Regions from separate parts of the Homo sapiens genome. Here region 1 is linked to region 2. Evidence: chromatin loops called from intact Hi-C (ENCODE). Cell type or tissue: chondrocyte. All regions are shown on one strand. Each heading gives the region's core, and the rest is flanking DNA. Links, peaks and the distances in the headings are about the cores only.

Region 1 (11,020 bases), core at 1,266-9,265, 270 kb after region 2:
CTAGGGGCAGGCTCATAAGTTACTAATTACAGGACAATGTAGTCAGTGCCTGATAGATGGAAAAGTCCTATTTTTTTTTCTTTTCTTTTCTTTTTTAGACGGAGTCTCACTCTGTCGCCCAGGCTGGAGTGCAATGGCATGATCTTGGCTCACTGCAACCTCTGCCTCCCGAGTTCAAGTGATTCTCCTGCCTCGGCCTCCCAAATAGCTGGGATTACAGGCATGTGCCATCATGCCTGACTAATTTTTGTATTTTTAGTAGAGATGAGGTTTCACCATGTTGGCCAGACAGGTCTCAAACTCCTGACCTCAAGTGATCCACCTGCCTTAGCCTCCCAAAGTGTGGGGATTACAGGTGTGAGCCACTGCACCCAGCCTGAAAAGACCTATTTTTTAGAAGGAAAGAGGCGAGGGAAACTTTTATGTCCTTGGGAAAACAAGGGAAGGCTTGACATAGGAGATATTCCGTAACATTCAAGAACTTTCAGTTTTCTCATGCCAAAGCAAAAACAACTCTAACTGAAGAAGCCGGTGCATTTAATCTGTCACATTCATTGTCTCTCTGATGTGGTGTTGGGGATAAATCCTCGGGGAGGCCATTCCCTTTGTTTTCCCCCATGAATTCTCTGATGTTGGGGAACACATGTGCTTTAGGTGAAGGTGCTTCCCATGTTGATTCTATTTAAGGAATTCAATATGGTTTTGAGTGACATCTAGATAGTTCTCTTTTCTGTCCTTTTCAGAATCAGAGAAGGGTAGAAACAAAGCAAGGAGCAAGCTGTTTCAGGATAGTAATGGGATAGGGACCGAAGTGCCACAGCAAAGATGATGTGGCCCAGGGAGAATTACATTTCTATGAATTGATGAGAATGAAAGGGCGGAAGAAGAGAGGTAAAAGAGCGTTCAATTTGACTTTGGTTTGCCTTGGATACCTTAGTCCTCTTGGTCTCAGGCACTTTTTTGAATCAGATGCATCCAATGCGTCTCTTCCCATGATCCCCCCTGCACCTTTTCTTAGTGAAGACAACACCTCCAATGATCTAATCTGGCAAAAAGTGTCTCCCTGTTGGGCATTTTTGTCCCTGGGTAATTTTGATCTGAGCATAAAAATACCAGCAGGCCTGCTGTTTCCATAGACAAACCAGATGACCAACACAAAGTAAGGGGCTCAGGAGCAGGCATAACGTGGAAGAGAATAGAAAGCTTCATTTGGTTATCATAACCACTCTTTCTTTCTACTCTCAAAGCCACTGGCACGTAATCTGTCAACATATGCAGAAGTTATTTATTTCTCAAATGGACTTATATCCAGATTTGAAAAGAGTTGAGTTTTAGTATAAATAGATCAACAATTCTTGAATGTAGTTCTATTAGAGAACTCCACCAGAAGATATTATTATTTATTCAGCTTTGAGTTAAATGCAGGAAAGGTAGCAGCAAGCTGTCTACACCAGAAACCAGAAATCTTGAGTTCTCTGTGTGATCAGGAGCTTCTTGACCTCATCTATAAAATGAAAGAATGAGCTTGCTGTTTCCAAAGCTTACCTTTAGTCCTAGCATTACATAAGTAAAATATTTAGATATCAGATAACTTGGGTGGTGGCCAATTTTTATGCTGAAAATCTAGCAGAATTATTATAAATACAAGTTTTCTTAATTTAAGAAAAAGGAATCATTGGTATTATTTTGGATCTGCTAATTTAGTAACCTAATTTATGAACCTAACCAATTACTAATGATGACTTTAAGGTTTTTGTAGGATTATGATAATAATGTGAATGAAACTCTACTAGCTCATGGTCTTAAAGTTTTGTATAAACAGTTTTGGCATATCTTATCTATTTTATGATCTACAATAGACAACTTAATCCTATTATGACAAGAAGTAGTTGGCAGCTTGAAATATGCATTTAGGAACCTAAATCAGGAGCTTGGCACTAAAAATCAGGTATGTGAAGAATCAAGTGTAATATGAGGTTCTAAATATAGAAATTTGTTCACTAATAAGGTCTAAAGCTTGGAAATTAGGCCAGCGTTGTGCTTTACAAGCTAAATAGCTACAGTTAAAGCCAAAATTGGGAACTTTGGGCAAACATTTAGATGCTGCTGCTGCTTTGAAGTTTAGAAAAATGATATGAATAACTACAAACGAATGTCACATTGATTTTTATTTGAGTTAATTATCAACTTTTCAACATGTTTTTCTTTTTATATATACAGTATTTTGAGTGAGTAATAGTCTGAATAGTTACAGAACTTTTTTTTCTTAACTTGTAGGTATGGAAGTCTCAGTTTTTAATTAACTATATATATATATTATAATTTTATAAAGAAAATAATTTGCAAGTATTTGGGAGGGTAAGTAAGTGGTAATATTTCTTATTAAAATCTTATTGGTAGAGAATATAGGAAAAATTAGATGTATAGAGAGCAATCTGTTTGCTCTTGGAAGACAAATATTTATGATTTTATTATAAGATGTAAATTTTCATGACTGGAAAATATGAGAATAAAATTATTTATATCAAGATTCTTCAACCAGTAGAGTATAGGATAATCCAGCCTGTGCACCAGGCTTAGAAACCATGTAATACAGTTATATATGCAACATGAAATTTTTAATCAGAAATCTCTGGATTTAAATATCTAGAAGACATTTGCTATTTTCTAGTTATTAACTTTTAAGTATTTATTTTGTATATAGAAAATATGTGCATGCATACATAATTAGGTTTGATCTGTGCCATCTTACTCTGTATTTTCTGTGCGTTCTTGAATGCTTAATACTTGGGCCACATTGCACACCATGGACTTAAGTCCTAGCATTGTTTCACTAAACTTAATAGGACATTCTTAGAGAGAAAAGTGGGCACTTCTGTCCAGACAATGGGAATCATAGTTTTCAAACAACTTAGCAATGGTGTCATTAGGGGGATGTTAACTGCCAAATACCATTTAAGACATACTTTTCATTTGCTCTGAAAAAGTTGCAGTGCTTTGAAAGTCCTTCCAGATTTCTTTAAATGAAATCCAGAATACATTAAATTAGAACCATTCCTTAGAGGACTTGATTACATACTGATTTTTTAGCAAAGTATAAAGATTAAGCCAACTTTGAGACTTGTAAAGAAAGCACTCTTATTTTAAATAATTGTCTAAAGGTGAAAAGAACCACCTAAATGCACCCTCGCGTATCTACTAGATAGACTGGTTTAGGCACTTATTTTATTTCCAAATTGCGTGTCTGTGGTGTATGACCTCAAAGCACCAGCTACCTTGGATTGCTAATAGTCTTCAGGCTGAAACTGGGTGTCATCAGGCAGAGTGCTCTCCACTTTGGAATTTGCTCTCCATTGAGCAAGCCAAACCAGAGTGTGGTGACCCTGGAGCATGGGGCAAGGCCCATTTATTTACTCAGATTCTGCCTTGGGGCTGAATTCATGAATGAGTGATATTTTGTTTGGGACACAGTAGAAGATGATGAAGTCTAATCCATTTTATCAATATGTTCATGATTCTATTTGTGCGTCTGTGTTTTGTTATTTTAGGTGTTAGTTGTTACGACCTGAAGCATGTGCGTATTTTGATCACTATGCTCTTTTGCAAGGGCAGATTTGAAGAGCACATGCTTCCATAAAGTGAGAAAAAGTTTCCTCTTAGGTGGATTCATTCTTTTCTTTCTGTTGAGTGAAATGGTCTGCTTTTCGGGGCTGCAGGTGTTTAATGCCCATATTTTCCTTTTCTATTCTGGTAGATATTTAAAAACCTTTAAAATAAAATTCCATCATAGAATGAAGACTTGCCTGTAATAAACCCTATCCTTAAATTTGCTTTTTAATAATGTGGAATGCTGACTCTGGCACCAGTTCTAAGTTGGTCTTTTTCATAAACTAGTAAAAGAATTGTTTCTGAGGCTGACCTTTTTATAAGAGCATGTTAGCATACATGTTGGTATGTATTTCCACGTACAAATTTGGATTAATTAAGCTTAAAATTTAATTTGCATTTTCAGGAAAGTTTTGAAATTTTGATTTTGAAATAATGTCTCTCTTTGAAAATCTTGATGATTTAAGGTTATTATTTCCATAGCTTTTCCGGGAGAAAAAGTAGTTACTATGACCCACATTTTATGGATGATAGGGAAAGAATTCCCATTCTTTTTGATCAAATGAGTTAGTGGAGGCCACAAAAGCCAGCCCCACTTCTTGCCAGGGTTATAATTCCCAAGGGTGCAGCTTTTAATTCTGACTAAGAACAATGGCCTAAAAATAAATTAGAGCAATACCTAAAATATTATATGTGAATAACTATTTTGGATCTAAATTCCAAGTTCTTTTTACATTAAAAACACAATGCCTAATGGTTCATAGTTGAGGAAGAGGATTAAGCCGCTTTCTCAAATTTGTTTTACTCCTTTGTGGCTTTAAACCAATCCCTTAATAGGATTTAATTGTGACTTTGACAATTAAGCTTTCTATGTAATGAAAGGCCAGTGGTTGTTTTGGAAAAAGATAAGTGTTATAGGGGGTATTACCTTTGGAAGTTTATGAGTCTAAAAGTCAACGTAATAAAACATTGCAGTCTTAGAGGGAGCCTATGTAAATGTGTTGCTACAGTAGTTAAGTATATAAATGACTTTTCTACTTATATAGACTTCTGCACAGCTCTTATTTATAGCATACAAATATATATTTACCAAAGAGAACTTTAAGAATATATCAGGCCTGGGAACTTTTACTTTCATTGTTTAAATAAATAAATAAATATATATATAAATTACATATATTATTTTTTGTTTGGGTTATTGGTTTATAGTTGCTTCTATGCATGTCTATTTGTTTTCTTTTAAAAAGAATTTTGCAATATTTTTGCACCATATATACTTTATATATATAGTTTATATATATAGTTTATATGTATAGTTTATATATATAGTTTATATGTGTATATATATATGTGTGTGTGTGTGTAAAACAAATGACCTTGATTCAGAAAATTATATTAGCACTGTCAGAATTAGCCTTTGGTATATTATTTAAATAGTCTATATTTCCATGAAGAATGGATTTACTACTTGAATAACTTTAAAAATGGAGTCGAAAAACCCAATAATCTCTTCCCCTAAATTCTACAAATAGAAATCCTTATGCTGTCACCATAAATGGCTTTCCCCACCAAGGGCAAGCCTGCTATGTAGAAGAAACGCTACATTATATTTTTAAGAAATTGTTTTAGAAAGAAAATCATTTTGTTTTCTCAATGTCCATGATATGTAACATGCCATTCTGTTTTAAAACCTAACAACATCTCAACCAATCTCAAGATCAGTTATTAAAGCTTGTCCTGTCTGTCATGAGCTAGTGTTACCTCTTGCAATGTGGCTGGACAGCATTCTTATTCTCACTTATAAAGTGAGATAGAATATTCAGTTCCTCCTGAACACTTTTTTCTTTTTTTTTTTTTAATAATAGAGAGTAGGTTGGCAACAATAGGGGAATGTGCATACAGATGTCAATTTGGGTGTTATTTTAATCACCTCCCTTAGGATGAATATAATCCGTTAGAGATTTATGTAGGTGCACGTGTGAGTGTATGAGATTGTATGACATTTTTTACTCAGATCTATTTTATTATGAAAAAAAATCTTGCAAATGTGTAAATTGCATTGAACACTGCCCGGTCCTCTTCCTTCCTCTCCCTTCTTTTCCTACACTCATCAATGACCCAATTTATGAACATGCAAGCTGGTATTCCTTTTGGTCTATATTCTTACTTAGAAAAGAGAGATCAAAAATGCATCAGCATAGACAAACTGCTGTAATCAGTAAAGTTGGAAGCTGACACACTTATAGAGTCCTGCTTGCCAAAAATAGGATTTCATTTGTACTGGAATTTTTTCCCCTGAACCAGTTTTGCCAATGCTGTAGTAAATGACAACTTTGGGAATGCAGGATTGGGAAACACGATGTTTCAGTAGGTGGCGCTTCAACACAGCCCACCTGCTCGAGGGCTTACGTGAGTGCTCAACTTTCTAATACCTGTGGTGCATCAAAGAGGCTTGGCCCAGTTTGTTAACATCGCAGCCAGACTGTTGTCTCAGGCAATAACGACGTCAAATGCAGCTGAAACATCTAGGCGGGAAGGACTGTTACTGTAGGTCACTGGTAATTATTTTCACACACACACACACACGCACACACACACCTTCATACATACCTACACTAGCTCTACTTCTAAAATTAAAAGCCAGAGAGAGCCAGTCTCAAAATGTCAATGATACTGCAATAATTTCAGCTTCTTATTTATTTTTTGTTTGGGTTATTGGTCTATAGTTGCTTATTGTCTGTTTTCTTTTAAAAAGAATTTTGCAATATTTTTGCACCATTAGTTCTTAGTAAACAAAAAGATTTTCTCTTTCAAATAATATTACTATTTAAATAAAATAAAAGAGTATACAGAAATACCAAAAGTTCATTTTTAAAAATTCAGTAAAAGAAACCATCTGCAGTGAGGCTCCCTAACATGCCTGTAAATTGACATAAACCAGGATGATTAAGTGGATGATAAGCCACATGTCATTGACAAACAGGAATAGAGATGCCTGGAGAGAAATGTACTATAAAGGGCTTCACTGCACCAAGAAAGCTCCCTATGGTCCATTGACCTAAAGATATCTGCAAACTTCATCCAAGAGAAGATGAAGAAGGAGACTAGAATACTTTACAATAACTAGAGACTCATCTTTGAAAAGATGAGAAACTGACTAGTATTTTTTTTCCTGATCTGTCAACCAACATTCAGAGTTCAGAATATCACAGGTATTTTAGATTGTTATGTAATTTGCTAATGTTTTATTGAAATCTTCTAAATATACAATAAATAAATTTCCATAGAAAATACTGTATATTAGGAGGGTTCATTCTGCTTTTCTTTGCCTTTCAATCTGCTGCTTTTATATAAATTGAAATACACATTTTCAGAAGAGTTAGTAAATATAACTTGCATTTAAAAAGTATTCTTTAGTATATCATATTGATATGAAAACTTTATATATAAAGTAATGGCATTTGTAATTGGTATAAAAACAACCCAATTAAATGCATGAAATAAAAGAATAAAAATGCTTTCTGTTTCTCCTAGATCATCTGTTGTTTATTCTATAATTCATGGACACCTAAAAAATGAACAGAAAGATACATTTTGGGTTCTTATATAGTTCTAAAAAGCTTTCAGATAATAAAGCATAGTAATATAATTTTTTAAACGATCAGGGATTAAAATATTGAACACAATTTTTTCCTCCTGAAAAAGGCTGATAGAAAAAAAGCATCAGCTGGCTTTCTTCTTTTGTCTATAATTCTTGATGGAATTATAAATTTAGAAGAAATAAACACAAATTGAATTTTTAAATTCCTTTCTCCCCAAAACCACAGTGTGTATCACTGCTATGATGTAAGTTTTAGTTTTTGTTTTTTTTTAAGAAACATATCTTTCCTATATGCATCTATTAGACTTGGATACTTGCTCTCTCTTTCTGCATATTTTAAAGCTTCCCTATGAAGAAGAAGGAAAAGGGCCCTCTAAAATTTCACATCTTTGTTATTAGAATATATTGACATCCCTTGCTTCGTTGACTTTTTATTACAGTCCGGAGGAAAAAAAAAAACAACAAACGATTGTCAGTGTCAGCTCAGCTCTTTGTTGTGATTCCAAGTGAAGATTTTTGGCATTTTCTCTTTGCTTTCAGCTTTGTGGATTTTCTTTTTCACTCTATCTTATTTTCAGTGGAAGTCAGGTTAAAGACAAACTTGAAAGCTTTAGGATTATTATTTTTCCTTTTCCATAGGCTTTGGCCCACAAAATGCCAACATAAAAGATAGCTTTGCATCAGGCTCCCTTGGCCACTGGGTCCTCCGCTGAGGCCCTGGCATCTGTCAGCGAGGAACACTCCAATCTGGGCTCCCTGCTGAGCTGAGATGTGGCTGCCTCCCCCAATAAAGGGCCACACCGCTCCTGAGCCAAAGCATGGGACCATCTGATGCGAGTCTGGCCTAATGAAAGTCCAGCATGGGGCTAAATGAGTTTCTACCACTGCTGGGTGAGGGGCTAATGATAAAACAGCTCCCTGGGCTCACTGCTGCTGTTGGTATCTTTGTCAGGGCATATGGCAGTTGGCTGAATGCCTTACTTGTGAGATTTCCTAGCAGATTTATCCTGAGAATGTGTTATATCTTCCCTTCTCCACCTCCCTTTGGCCTCCTCTTCAGCTCTTCTGTACTCTTGAGGGTCTCCTGATTGTTGGGCCTTAAAGACTCTCTTTTTATTTTGTAAAATTGTGAATTAAAAAAAAAAACTTGGATGGCAAAACAGAAAAATGGAAGAGATAATGATATTGACTTACATCCAGTGGGTGGTTTTATTTCCTTTGGAACATTATAAGCTAAAAGCATAAATTTCACAAGCCAGAGAAACAATCAGCTTGAAACTTGTTGAATACAGTAATGCTACTCAAAATTTTCTTTATCATGTGCTCTTTCCTTCTTTCTTTCTTCCAATGTACAATCCATCACTTCTATAATGTATTTAGGAATTTATAATAAATGATAAATAAGTGATTTCAAAACTTTTTCATTACCAACATTTTCCAGTTGATTTAATTAAATACTATACAGAAAAAAAAGTTTCTTTGGTTTACTCACTATCCTTGTCCTTAGTATCCTGAGAGAAGACACATTTTGGGAGATTCTAATTTATGGGTGCATTGCATAGGCCAGTTTTTTTTTTTTTTTTGGATATGTTTTGGTTTGATGTATGTAGATTTAGAGCACAATTTGAATTGCTATGGGAAAGTGCCTACAATAAAAACTAAAGCAATCTTCCAAATCCTAGAAACATTTCAAAAATGTATGTCCTACTCTTTTTACATTTATAAGTTCCTTAAAAATAAATAAATACTTCGATGCCAATTCTGATATTTTAATATTGCCAGCATATTATTGTATCTGAATTTGGTTTGTTTGATTCTGTGATTTGTTTTTAGATACATTCTTATTGCTCTTGTTAGTTTACAAGTAGATTAAAATTGATGATAAAAGGGCACGATCATGAAAGCTTTATATAATGGTATATTTTATTCTTTATATTGGAAAGTCACACATCTAAGAGCAGCAGGGTTATGCAGGAAGGTCCTAAAACTTAGATATTTTTAAATGTAAAGGTCATGATTTCGGCTCTTTTTGCTAAGGTGCCTCTTTCTCTGTCACTGTCATTCAACTTACGTTTCTGTCAGAAATCTCCAGGACTTAAATACAATGTGAAATTTGCACAGCTGCAAGAAATAGCCCATTCTAATCTAAATATAAGTGATCCTTTCATAAACTTGTTCTGAAGAATTCTAAATGAAATCTCTTAAAAATCACATGTTTCTTACTGAATGAACCCATTTGCGTGGAGAGGTTCCACATGGGCCCCAGGTGGTCCCCCGTGTCGGCCACGCGGTCAGTGATATGATCTAAATGAGATTGTTTTCTTGTAAATCGCATGCTGCAGAAATACCATCACGTTCCACATGCGGTATGCCCCATTTTAATTTATTCCCATGACAAAAACTCCATTAATATAATTTTGGAACAAAGTGAAAATGATAGGAATTTTCTGTGTCACAGAGAAACTAAGCCTGCTTTTTTCTTAAGGAAATACTGCTTTAAAAATGCAAGAAAATCCAGTTGCTAATTTAAAGAAATTCTTCTTAGTGCAAACATTATTCACAAAGTATTTTCAAATCTGCAGTATTGAAATAAATTATAATATTTTCCCCATATTTTTATATGTTACTTTGTAAGCTGTCTTCACATTTTTAAAATCTGTATCTGTTGGCGTTCCCTAATAAACATATTAAAATATTTTTATATGCTAGTATTTTTGAGGCTTGCCGTGAACCAAAACTACACCTCTCATTTGGCAATTGCAAGTGTACATTATTACAGGATTCCCTACTTCCAGACAAATATGAGAGAATATGGAATAATGAAAGAATTATGTACTAAAAAGTCAAGAAGCCTGAATTATCACAATTCTGTCACTTCATAGGAACATAGCCCTTTCGATTAAAAATTATAATAGCCACACATTTGCTGATCCATCGTGTGTCAGATACTTTATCCCCCCTCCATGATTTTCTTTTATTCGCATAGAGTCACTGAGGTTTAGAGAACTTTAGAAACACATCCGGAGTGTCACAGATAGTAGGAGACACAACAGAGCTTCAAAACTTCATCACTTCAGACATTGAAATCATCAAAATGTATTCTCATTCCACCTTCAAACTTTTTTTACTCTCTCAGAACCACAATTGTGGACTAGGAAAATTTGAGATCTAAACTAGAAAGTTTTGGCTTTTATCTCAGCTATAAAATTCTGCTGTAATTGGCAACATAATGCAGTGAGTGGTGCTGTCATTGGATGAAAGAGTAACTCAAGTCATGGGATGGAACTAAGCCATGTAGAGAGTGTAAGAGTGAGATTAGCAATGAACCACTAAATCACTGGAATCTTGGTAGTGTAATCATTAGTACTGACTACTTGTAGAGTATTTGGGAACTTGTTAGCTACTGATGCTCTTTGAATTTGCCTGTCTAGGAGAAGTAAAAAGAAAAAAGAAAGAAAGGAGAACAAATGAAAGAAAAGGAATAAAAAGAAAAGAAAAGGAAAGGAAAGAATAGAAGATAGAAAACCCCAGTGTTCGTTAATATAGACCTGCTTCTCCTGATTTAATCATACCCTTCCAAAATATTGGCTTCACAAATAAAAAAGCTTCTATTCTATAATTACAGAAAACATCAGTAGATTTGAAAGGAGACATGGATTTTCTTTTAGTGAAATCATGTTTTTATGTCCACCTACTAATCAACTAGGTTCCCAAAACAACTTTGTGCAAAGCTGCTAAACAAAAAATTACAGAGGCTATCTGTAATCTTCTTTCCTCTTGCCAAGCTACTTCTTGATAACTTATGGAACCATG
Region 2 (11,020 bases), core at 1,118-9,117:
AGATATTGTCACTGGTTGTGAAATTTCATTGACAAGTTCTTCTTTTTCTCTCTTAGTCTGTTAAAATGATCACTCCGATATGTTCTGGGTTTGTGTAGTTGCTGAGGAAATGTCTGCTATAATCCTTATCTTCATTCCCCTGTATAGAATGCTTCTTTTTTCTCTGCCTTCAAGATTTTCTCTTTATCTTTGGTTTTCATAGTTTAACTATGATGTGTGTAGGTGTGTCTTTGTTTTGTTTTTATTCCACTTGAGGCTTTCCAAGGGTTTTAGAGGTATGATTTAATGTTTTGATTCTTTTTGTAAAATTCTCAACTACTACTTCCTCATTTTTTTTTCTGATACATTCTCTCTCTCTTTCCTTCTTGTGGGACTCCAATTTCATGTAAATTATACCGTTCGATATTGTGCTGTTGCTCTTTGATTTTGGTGGTTTTTTTAAAAAAAAACACTTATTTTAACTCTGTATTTCAATTTCAATTTGAATTTCAATTCAAAAAATTAAATAATTTTTATTTACCTAATTTCAGACTCACTGAATCTTTCCTCATCTGTGTACATTCTATTTATGAACCTCCTAAGGATTTACTTTTTTATGTATGATTTTTTAAAATGGTTTGTTTTGGGTTTTGTTGTTGTGGTTTTTTTTTTTTTTAACTTACAGCATTTCCATTGTACTCTTTCTGTATACCTGTGCTAAATTTTCCCATTTGCCCATTCATATTGTCCATCTTTTCCACCAGGTGTCAAAATATTTAATCAATTATCTTAAAGCCTCTGTCAGTTAATTCCAATATATGAGTCATCTATCCTTATGTTGCTCACTTTTTTCTTGATTTTTTTTCTGTGTATATCTCATAATTGTTTATTGAATATCAGATATCATGCATAGAAGAATAGTAGAAATGCAGGAAGATAATATTTATACCTAGCAATGATTGTACCTCCTCTTTTGTTCTTCAGTTAGAATGTAGGGTTTGGCCAATCTAATCAGGAGTTTATGTGGTTTGGAGTTTTTGTTGCTATGATTATCTTCAATGAACTATAGACTTCAAGCTCCTCAAGCTACTCAGGATAGAGTCAGGATAGAGTCTCCTAGGTTTTTCTGAGAGTCCGTTTGTTTTTTCCCCATTCATTGTTAGTCAACACTAAATACTTGCACCACAGAGTATAGTCTCCCTCCAGGTTCTTGCCACTTTCCCAGTGATAGAATACCATACCAGGGACTTGGTGCTTGGCTAGTGGTAGAATTGGGAAAGTTCTTTGTTGTTCTGGTACAACCTCAATGTTAGGCAGGACCAATGTGTCTGGGCATCAGGAGTGATACATTTTTACTGTTTCCATACTTCCTCTTCATGGCATTTTGTGTATGTGGGGTGGGAGAGATAATTCTCCATCAGTCTCTTTCCTTCTGTACATCTGACCAGCAGACACACTGACAGCCTTTTTCTTCATTGGACTTTCTTTTCAAGAATATTTGTATAGTGAATATCTTTATAAGATAAAGATAGTGCCTTCCTCTGATGCCTGTCCTCTGCAGATTTGTTTGCTGTCTAATACAGCAACAATACTGTTTGCAGTATAATACAGACATATTTTTCTTCTGGGGCAAAAGTCAGGTAGATTTGTTTGTTGTCAATTATGAAAGATTGGAGCATCCTACATTAGGGCTCTTGTTCTGTAATGCAACTGACTGCATATGAAAGCATCATCTGACCCTCATCATCATGTCACCTTATGGGTAGTGGGGCTCAGGGTACTGGGGAAAGAAAACCATGACACTCTGACTACCACTATTGCAGTGAGTATTAAACTGCGTTCTGTCTCTGACCCAGCAGCCTCATGTCATTCTGCCAGCACTTAGAGAATTGTGTGAAACTAATGAGTTTTTAGCTTGTTAAGGTAGGGTAAAATCTCACACCCTTCATACTTCTTGAAAATCTTAGGTAGAAGTTCCCTGCCCCTCCATTAGTGGAATCAAGCCTCCACTTGAAATCTGTGTAGGATCCTGGGTCTCAGACTGTTTTGTATTTCTCCTCCCCAGGAATACAGGGTTCAACCTTTTCCCTAGTAGCAATGGAGTGTTGCCTGTGCCATAAGAGTTATCTTCTATCCAGAATCTAATTGAGTTTTCTTCTTCTCCTTTCTCATAGACTTAAACCATTTGCTTTATTTTTGTTTTAAAGTCTTCTACAAAGTGGACAGAGCCTTAACCCTCACAGATGCTAACAACTGCTTTATCAGTGCTCCTGAGAGGGAATTATTCTGGTCGCCCGCTCAGCCCTTAGTCTTTCTCCTAAGCAAATGGTAGAGACCCACGGATAAAGTCTTGCAACTTTCCTTGTGTCTAGGGCCCTTAGCAATCCCAAATGAACACATTAACCAATTCTCCTCAGCCTTTAAGTGTTCATTAAATTTTTTGCTTTTTCATTTTGTACCAATTTCTATGGTGGTCATCCTTTTTATATTCTCACTAAGCAATTTCTGACACAGTTCTTGTGTCCTGCCTCTCTTTGGATGTGATGATTCACCTTTAGAATTTGATTTACTTGTTTGCCTTTATGAACTAGACTTTTAATGAGTTTAAGACAAGTTATAGTCTTGTAGATAATGCCCATGGTCTGAATGGTTGTCTCCCCAAAATTCATATGTTGAAACCTAATCTCTAATGTGATAGTATTATAAGGCAGGTGATTGGGTCTTGAGGGTTCTGTCGTCATTAATGGGATTAATGCCCTTATAAAAAAAGACCTCAGAGAGCTAACTTGCCCCTTGTCATTTGGATAAAACTTCTAAGGTTCCTTAATTCCACTCTCTCATTTTAAAGATAAAGGAGCTATGCCTGTGGAAGGAAAAAATCAAATGGTCAAGTAAAAAAATCAAATGGCTGAAAGGCACTGTTGCCAGGAGAGTTACTTTCAATGTAACAGTACCTCTAAGGGGTTCAATTTTAGTTTGATCCAGCCTCTCTAGCCAGCTGTGTCTTTTCCACTGTATGAGGACACAGCAATAAATCACTATTCGCTAACCCAAAACTGGGCCCTTACCAGAACCTTACCTTGCTGGCACCTTGATCTTGGACTTCCAGCCCTCCCTGCTGTGAAAAATAAATACCTGTTGTTTATAAGCCACCCAGTTTTGTGTATTTTGTTATAGCAGCCTGAACAGACTAAGACAATAATCTAGCCTTTTCTCCCTGTTAGGTATAGAGCCACATTCTTTGCATGTTTCTAGTCACCTAGAGGATGAGTCTAGAGAAACGACATATTGTCTAATTCAATATTCAAATGGGATATTGTCCAGAGAAAAAAATATTGTTTAATTTGTTCACTTGACAAAGATTTCCCAAGTCTTACTCAAGACCAGGTTGTTATACTAAGCCATGTAGTGGGTACTGAAAGATGTACAAATCATGGTGGAAGAGTAATATTCATATCATTATCCAGGCTTCGGCTTGGAGGAATGCCAGCTTGGTTAGCCCATTGGCATGAATATTAACCCATTTGAGATCCAGCTACCTGGGCTCCAAGCTTTATCTTTAAGAACTCCCTACTAGTCTAGACCTTCCTTGTTCCTTCCTAGTTTATCAGATGAGTAACCACTCTCACATTACTGTTTTTCCTGTTGAAGGCACTGAAGGCTTCCTCTTTCTTCTCTTTTTCCTCACACACAGCTGGCTAGAGAGGCTGGATCAAACTAAAATTAAACCCCTTAGAGGTACCGGTACATTGAAAGTAACTCTCCTGGCAACAGTGCCTCTCAGCCATTTGATTTTTTTTCTTGACCGTTTGATTTTTTCTTTCCACAAGCGTAGCTCCTTTATCTTTAAAATGAGAGAGTGGAATTAAGGAACCTTCGAAGTTTTATCCAAATGACAATTTGTGACTCTTTCATTTTTCTTTTTTTGTCCTCATCAAGACAGATGAATTATATGATTGAGAGTTGGAAAGGAACATAGAAATAGATACACTAATCTTTTTGTCGTGAAAACGAGAAAATTCAGACTAAAGAAATTCAAATGATGTGCCCAAGGCTACACAGATGTAAAATGAAAACAAAAAATGAAGAACTAGATTTAAATCATCAGTGCTTGACCACAAGGAAGGCCTAGGAGAGGAGATAACTGCTTGGATTTGGATGAAACAAACTGTGTTCAAATCCTGGATCTATTGCTCAGTGATCTGTAAAACTTAAGCGCAGTGACAACTTCTCTAACATTCAATTTACCGTTTTGTGAAAAAGGAGTGACAGTGGCAAGATTTGTTTCCTAGGGCTGAGGTGGGCATTAAATGACACTGTTGTTGAAAGTACTCTCAATAAATAGACGAGCTTCTTTCGAACAGTACAATGCGCTTTATGATGTTGATGTATGGACTTTGATCAGTGGGAGAAATCGTCAAATCCGGGTTTCTTTGCCAAGTTTTGAATGGAAATACATTGCATTGTCTCACAGGCGTCTATGACACACAGGAAGGTCAGGAGTCCTTCGCAAATTTGGTTTATGCTATTATTCAGAATGGGTGAGTTTTAAAACTTTAATTAACCAAGTTAACCTATTTGTTTGCCAATGCGTGGAAGGTTGTATTGTTCTAACCACATTGCAACATTTTGGATAAAAGCGTAAATGTGGGTGTGGGAGGAAAAAAAAGAGAAACAGATTTGGATCAAAGCTACTGCGGAACAACTGCCACAGCACTCATTTTTTTCCCCCAAGGAATAGCTGTGGTAGAGAGCAGTGCCAGCTTGGAGTTTGCAACGTCTATTTTCTAGCCAACGCTATGATTTTTATTCCTGTTTATTGACCAAAAATTGCTTCATTTACTGAACCAACCACGTAGCGCAGCAGAGAGGCGGCTGTGGTTTCGCTGCCTGGGCCCTGAGCAATACCCACCTCTGTCCCATAGATGGCAGCATTTCACAAACAACGCCGCCACCGGGACGCATTGAGAACTCAGCTCCAGTAATCTGTTGACAGGATTAAGGACCCCTGTTGTTTTACAGGAAGTAAATAAATCCTTATGGTATTCTGGAAGGCTCAGAAGTATATGAGAGTGGTAGGAAATTGTTTATTCTATGGTAAAGGTATCAAATGAATATTTACAGCATTTAAAACAATTACCTCGGATTGATGTGGACTGGTGTTAAAACTCAGCCTGTTTGCATTATCTAGTTTAGAGTATTTGTTCAACTTTTGCCCAGTAGGTTTAGTTTTTCTGAGTACAGAATTTCTTGCTAGCATAAGTTGATGGTGAATGCTAAGGCTGATAAGATGGTGATAATTTCTCTTTAGAAATTAAAATGTTATCTATTTGTGCAAATCACTGTGTAAGAAAAACATAAACCACATGATACTGTAAACTCTAAGAACATGAAAAATAATGAAGAGAATAAAGGATGTAACAGTACAGGATGAATAGAAATATAGTAGGTGGGTTTAGGCAAAGGATTATCTTCAACTTTAAAATCCATTGAAATTGTCAATTTTAGACATGGAAAAGTTCTGTTATAAATCCAGACCATTGAATGGTTTCAGTATTCTTAAATACATTTCTGAGATATTTCAAAAACGACACAGGGCAATAATCTAAGTGAATCAGTGAGATTTACCCAGGGGTGGATTAAACAAGCCTACTCCTTAGATTTTCCACTGCCTTAGGGATGCACTATAATTTTCTATCCCTCATTTTTAGGCAACTTCCTTTACTCCATATGTTTCAAGAAGCTGATGATTTTTGAAAAGTACATTTGATTTGTGGTCATGACTCATTACCAAGTAAATAAATGATTATCATTTTGAGCTTCAACACACATTTTCTTTTTTAATTTATTTATTATTTATTATTTTTTAGAGACAGGATCTTACTATGCAGGGTCAAACAATCCTTCCACCTGGGTCTCCCAAAGTGCTGGGATTACAGGTATGAGCCACTGTGCCTGGCCCACAGCACACATTTCAGATATCCAATTAAAAAAATGATCAAGTGACAATCTCTAATAAAATGTCTGCTCTTTTATAATATGACTTGTCTGTAAAGACTTCACTAGACACTAAATTCAATTTTTCTTTTTAGATTCAAGTGTGAAGTCGAAATGTTGATAATTTATTCACAAGATAATGCCCTGTACAACTCTTATTTTTATGAAGGATAATTGGATAAATTAGCCTTAATAACCAATGAAACTCATGCTCAAGTACTGGACATGCTATTAAGTCTGTCTCCATTGGGCATCTGAATTATTCTGGCCTTCAGTTTCCATATTGGTAAGATGTCTATCATAATGATTTTATATAAAACAGTGTTAGGAATCTGATATTGACATCCAGTTTCTAAAGCCTTTCCTAAATTGTTAGGCAAACAAATGTTTAGTATTCAATTTACACAATGATATTCACTACCACTTATTAAACTGTTGCTTGTGTCGCCCCCCCCCCTTGTATTATGTCACATAATTGTGTAACTTTGTGGTGCAATCAATACTATTGATAAACAGTCAGTGCATCTTGGCTAGTCAAGATGTTGTCCGTCAAGAGTGTTTAGCTTGATAGAATTCAGCCAAGTGTAGTGAGAACATTGCACACTGTGTAGCATTGGTCACATAACTCAATAATACACAATCATAGCGATGCACAGGTGACAATAGTCTAACCAGTAGCTGCTTTTTGTTTGTTTGTTTAAGATGATTTCCTTCGATGCTCTGCATACAGCTTCAGGAAAATATAGAATGCCAGTCTAAAGTAAAACCCTTTCCAATGCATTTTTAAAAATTGTGTTAAGAAGAAATAACATGAGTTCTACCCTCTTAACAAGTTTTTAAGTGTACCATACAACATTGTTAGGTGCAAGCACAATGTTGTACCTCGGACCTCTAGAACCTTTTTTTCTTGCTTATCTGAAATTGTATACCCATTGAACAATCATTCCCCATCTTCTCCCCCTACCTCCCGGTAACCATCATTCTACTTTATGTTTCCATGAGTTTGACTGTTTTACATATGTCATGTAAGTGGACTCATGCAATACATTTTCTTGATCATTCATCCATTGATGGACATTTAGATTATTTCTATATCTTTGCTATTAAGAATAATTCTCCAATGATCATGGGAGTGAAGATACATCTCTTTTAGATCCCAATTTTAATTATTTTGAATGATTACCCAGAATAATTAACCAGAATGGAACTGCTGGATCATATGGTAGTGTTTTGTTGTTGTTGTTGTTGTTGTTACTGTTGTTGTTTTTTGTTTGTTTTGTTTTGTTTTTGTTTTGAGATGAAGTTTCGCTCTTGTTGCCCAGGCTGGAGTGCAATGGCGCGATCTCGGCTCACTGCAACCTCCGCCTCCCGAGTTCAAGTGATTCTCCTGCCTCAGCCTCCTGAGTAACTGGGATTACAGGCATGCACCGCCATGCCCAGGTAATTTTGTATTTTTAGTAGAGACAGGGTTTCACCATGTTGGTCAGGATGGTCTCGAACTCCTGACCTCCGGTGATCCGCCCGCCTCAGCTTTCCAAAGTACTGGGATTATAGGCATGAGCCACCACACCCAGCCCGTAGTGATATTTTTAATCTTTTGAGGAACTTCCATACTGTTTTCCATAGTGGCTGCACTATTTTATGTGCCCACCAAGAGTATACAAGCGTCCAATTTCTCCACAATCTCACTAACACTTTTTTTTTTTTTTATGATGGCCATCCTAACAGGTGTGAAGTGATAGCTCATTGTAGTTTTGACTCCTACTTGCCTAATGACTAGGGATGTTGAGCACCTTTTAATAGACTTGTCTGCTATTTCTGTCTTACATAGATAAATGTCTGTTTAGGTCGTTTACTCATTTTCTTAATCTGCTTATTTTTTGTTGTTGTTATTTAGTTATAGCAGTTCCCTACATATTAGTTCCCTATATATAGTTTCTATATATTTTGACTTGTAACCCCTTATGAAATACATGGTTTACAAAAATTTTCTGTCTCTGATTGTGTAGGTTACCCTTCTGTTCTGTTGATTGCTCCCTTTGTTGTACAGAAGCATTTTTAGTGCGATGGAGTACCATTTGTCTATTTTTGCTTTTGTTGCTTGTACTTTTAGGGTCGTATCCAAGAAATCATTGCCATGATCAATTTGAAGATTTTCTCCTCTGTTTCCTTCCAGGAGTTTTACAATTTCAGATTGTATATTCAAGTCTGTAATCTATTTTGAGTTGATTTTGTATCTCCTCTGCATTTTTAAAGTCACTATTTTGTTTTAAACTTTATAATCAATCTTATATGAATATGCAACAAATCTATACACATCATCCTAATTAATTATCTCTCTTGACTTTTAAAATATAATTAAAAAGTTGTTTCTAGAACTATAAATAATCTTGACTGTTTATAAAGCAGTTTCATCAGTATTTTGAATTGCCTCTTTGAAATCATATGATTACATATAAATAAGTGATATGGGCCAATATTTTTGAATGACTTAAGATATTTTCACAAAAACAGGGAAAATACCAAGACATTTGCCTAAAGCTTAGTAAGAATTCCAAACCTATAGTTTCCACGTCTTGTAATTTCTAGAACAAATTAAATACATACAAATTAAATAAATTAAATATAATAAAACATAGTCATAATAAGACAAATCATTAACTAACATTTAATGAAAAGTGATTTAATTTCTTACTTTTGTATGATTGTTCATGTGAACATATTAAGAATCAGAGGAAAGTAAAATCCCCTTTTGAGTCCTAGAAATAAGGTCACTACACTGATGGTCTATTTCCTGCAACTCTTGTCTTAGTTCGTTAGACTCTATTACTGACATGGCCAAGGCCAGCATTCAGCCCCCACATGGCGTGTGGCTCTTCTCCAGCATGCATTCAGGTCTGCCTGTTGGCTTGGAAACATTTCTAATCCTGCCCTCATTTCTGGAACAAATGAGGCACTCAGGATTCTTCATTACTTCAGGTACCTAGGTGGATTTCCCTTTTGGTCGCAAACACAACTTGACATCTTATTTTTTCCTACTTAACGTCTCCGGCATCTATCTCTTCCTTTCAGTTCCCACTGCCCCCAAATCATCATCTCACATTAGGATACACTTCATAACCAACTGGGCTCCATTCCTGGTGTCGCTACCTTTTAATGTCACTAGAAAATTCTTCCTAAAAACCTCATTTTAAGAGCCATCGGTCGCTAATCCTGTCAGAGCCCTCCACTTGATTTTCAAGGCTGTAATCTAACCATGTCTTGACCATCCAATCTGATCTCCCATTCCTTGCCAGTGTGAACTCTGCAGATCAGCCCACCTCCTCATAGCTCAGAACATGGCATGTCATGCTCAGCTCAATGACTCTGCTCCTTTCCCCACATAAGGAATTGTCTCCCTTCTCCACCACCTATGTCCGACTCCCCTCCTTTAAGTGTCCACACTGATTTATCCACTGTTGTACCTCTGATTGGAACCGAGCCTGGAACATGGTAGAGACTCAATGACTAGCCCTTCGGAGTCTGAGTGAACCCAGAGGCCACTTTGCCTGTGATGTTTATCTGAATATTCAGGTCACAGTGGCTTCTCTTTTCTCTAAAATCTTTCCATGCATATGGTCTGAATTGCACTTTTATATATCCTTTTATGTTCCTGAGTAGATCGGTCAACCAGTATTATTTCATATAGGATTTTATGCTATCATATTGTTTAATAACTACTGTGTTTAACAATAACTCGCTGGTCTATGCTTGCTTCCTTTTACATTTGAGAAACTGTCTCATGGCTTATGATTTGTACTGCAAAGTGATTTCTCCACAGGGAGGAGGCATAGCATGGTAGGTCAGCACATCCACATTAGATTCAGGTCAATGTGAGTGTGATGGATAATTTTATGTGTCAATCTAAGCTAAAATATGGCCAGGTAGCTGGTAAAACATTTCTGAGTGTGTCTGTGAGGATGTTTCCAGATGAGAGTAGCATTTTAAAAAATAGCCTGAGTAAAGAAGCTTGCTCTCATCAATGCACGTGCACCATCCAATCCATTGAGTGCCTAAATAGAACAAAAAGGCAGAGGTAGGGAAAATTTCTCTCCCTGGTACATTCATCTTCGCCTGCTGTAAATCATCAGCACTCCTGGTTCTTGTACCTTCAGACTTAAACTAAATTTCATATGTATGTGAATTTCATATATATATTTCTATTGATTCTGTTTCTCTGGAGACCCCTGACAAATACACTAAGTTTGAATTCTGTCTGAACCAAAAACTGGTTCTATGACTAACTTTTCTTTTTTCTTTCCTTTTCTTTTCTTCTTTTTTTTTTTTCTTTTGAGACAAGGTCTTACTCTGTCACCCAGCCTGGAGTTCAGTGGCGTGATCATGGCTTACTGCAATCTCTGCCTCCCGGGTTCAAGGGACCTTCCTACTTCAGCCTCCCAAGTGGCTGGGACCACAGGCATGCGCCACCACATCCAGCTAATTTTTTTTTTTTTTTTGTATTTTTGGTGGAGACAAGGTTTTTCCATGTTGGCCAGGATGGTCTTGAACTCTTGGCCTCAAGTGATTCACCTGCCTCAGCCTCCCAAAGTGCTGGGAATACAGGCGCGAGTCACTGCATCTGTCCTGTGACTGACTTTTTCAAGTCAGATCTTTATTTATGATATGAAAAAATCTATCTCCTATGGTTCACATAAAGATTAAATAAAATTATATTTACAAAAATATAGAATGTTATTTGTTATATTGCAAACATTTGAATAAGACAATGGTTACTGTTTTTGTTATTGTTAGTATTTCATTGAACTCCAGCATGGAATCACTGACTTTACTACAAATTAGTGACAACAAACTAGTAACAATGTGAGTTGTAATAATTCTTATGTGTTTTGAGACATGTCTCAATCATGTGAGAATAAAATTAGGGCATAGCAATTTCAAAATAATTTGAAATTCTAGCTCTATTGCCTTTAATGAATGTGTTTGCTCTTTTCCTGTTTTAGTTCCATTGTCCATCAAATGAAAATCAGAATACTTACATCATAGG

The links. Hi-C counts contacts between places; a loop is a spot of excess contacts. Peaks named below come from ENCODE experiments on the same cell type or tissue, not always from the same donor. Only the 100,000 strongest peaks of a DNase experiment are listed, where the experiment ranks them.
Region 1: it touches region 2 in a loop (2.3-fold over the local background); 11 of 110 quality-filtered maps call a loop at or near these places.

The regions. Positions count from the first base shown.
Region 1 is chr6:9,244,980-9,255,999 of GRCh38, forward strand. No RefSeq gene overlaps it. Among named protein-coding and RNA genes, the nearest start is that of HULC, 600 kb to the left of the region's middle. In chondrocyte, for the core only: CTCF peaks have their summits at 5,980 (motif pointing right) and 6,184; no DNase peak of the experiment used is centred there.
Region 2 is chr6:8,978,432-8,989,451 of GRCh38, forward strand. All of the region lies in intron 2 of LOC105374914 (a long non-coding RNA gene), which reads left to right. Among named protein-coding and RNA genes, the nearest start is that of HULC, 330 kb to the left of the region's middle. RefSeq lists an enhancer at 4,745-5,039 and a silencer at 4,945-4,994. In chondrocyte, for the core only: CTCF peaks have their summits at 4,912 (motif pointing right) and 5,153; no DNase peak of the experiment used is centred there.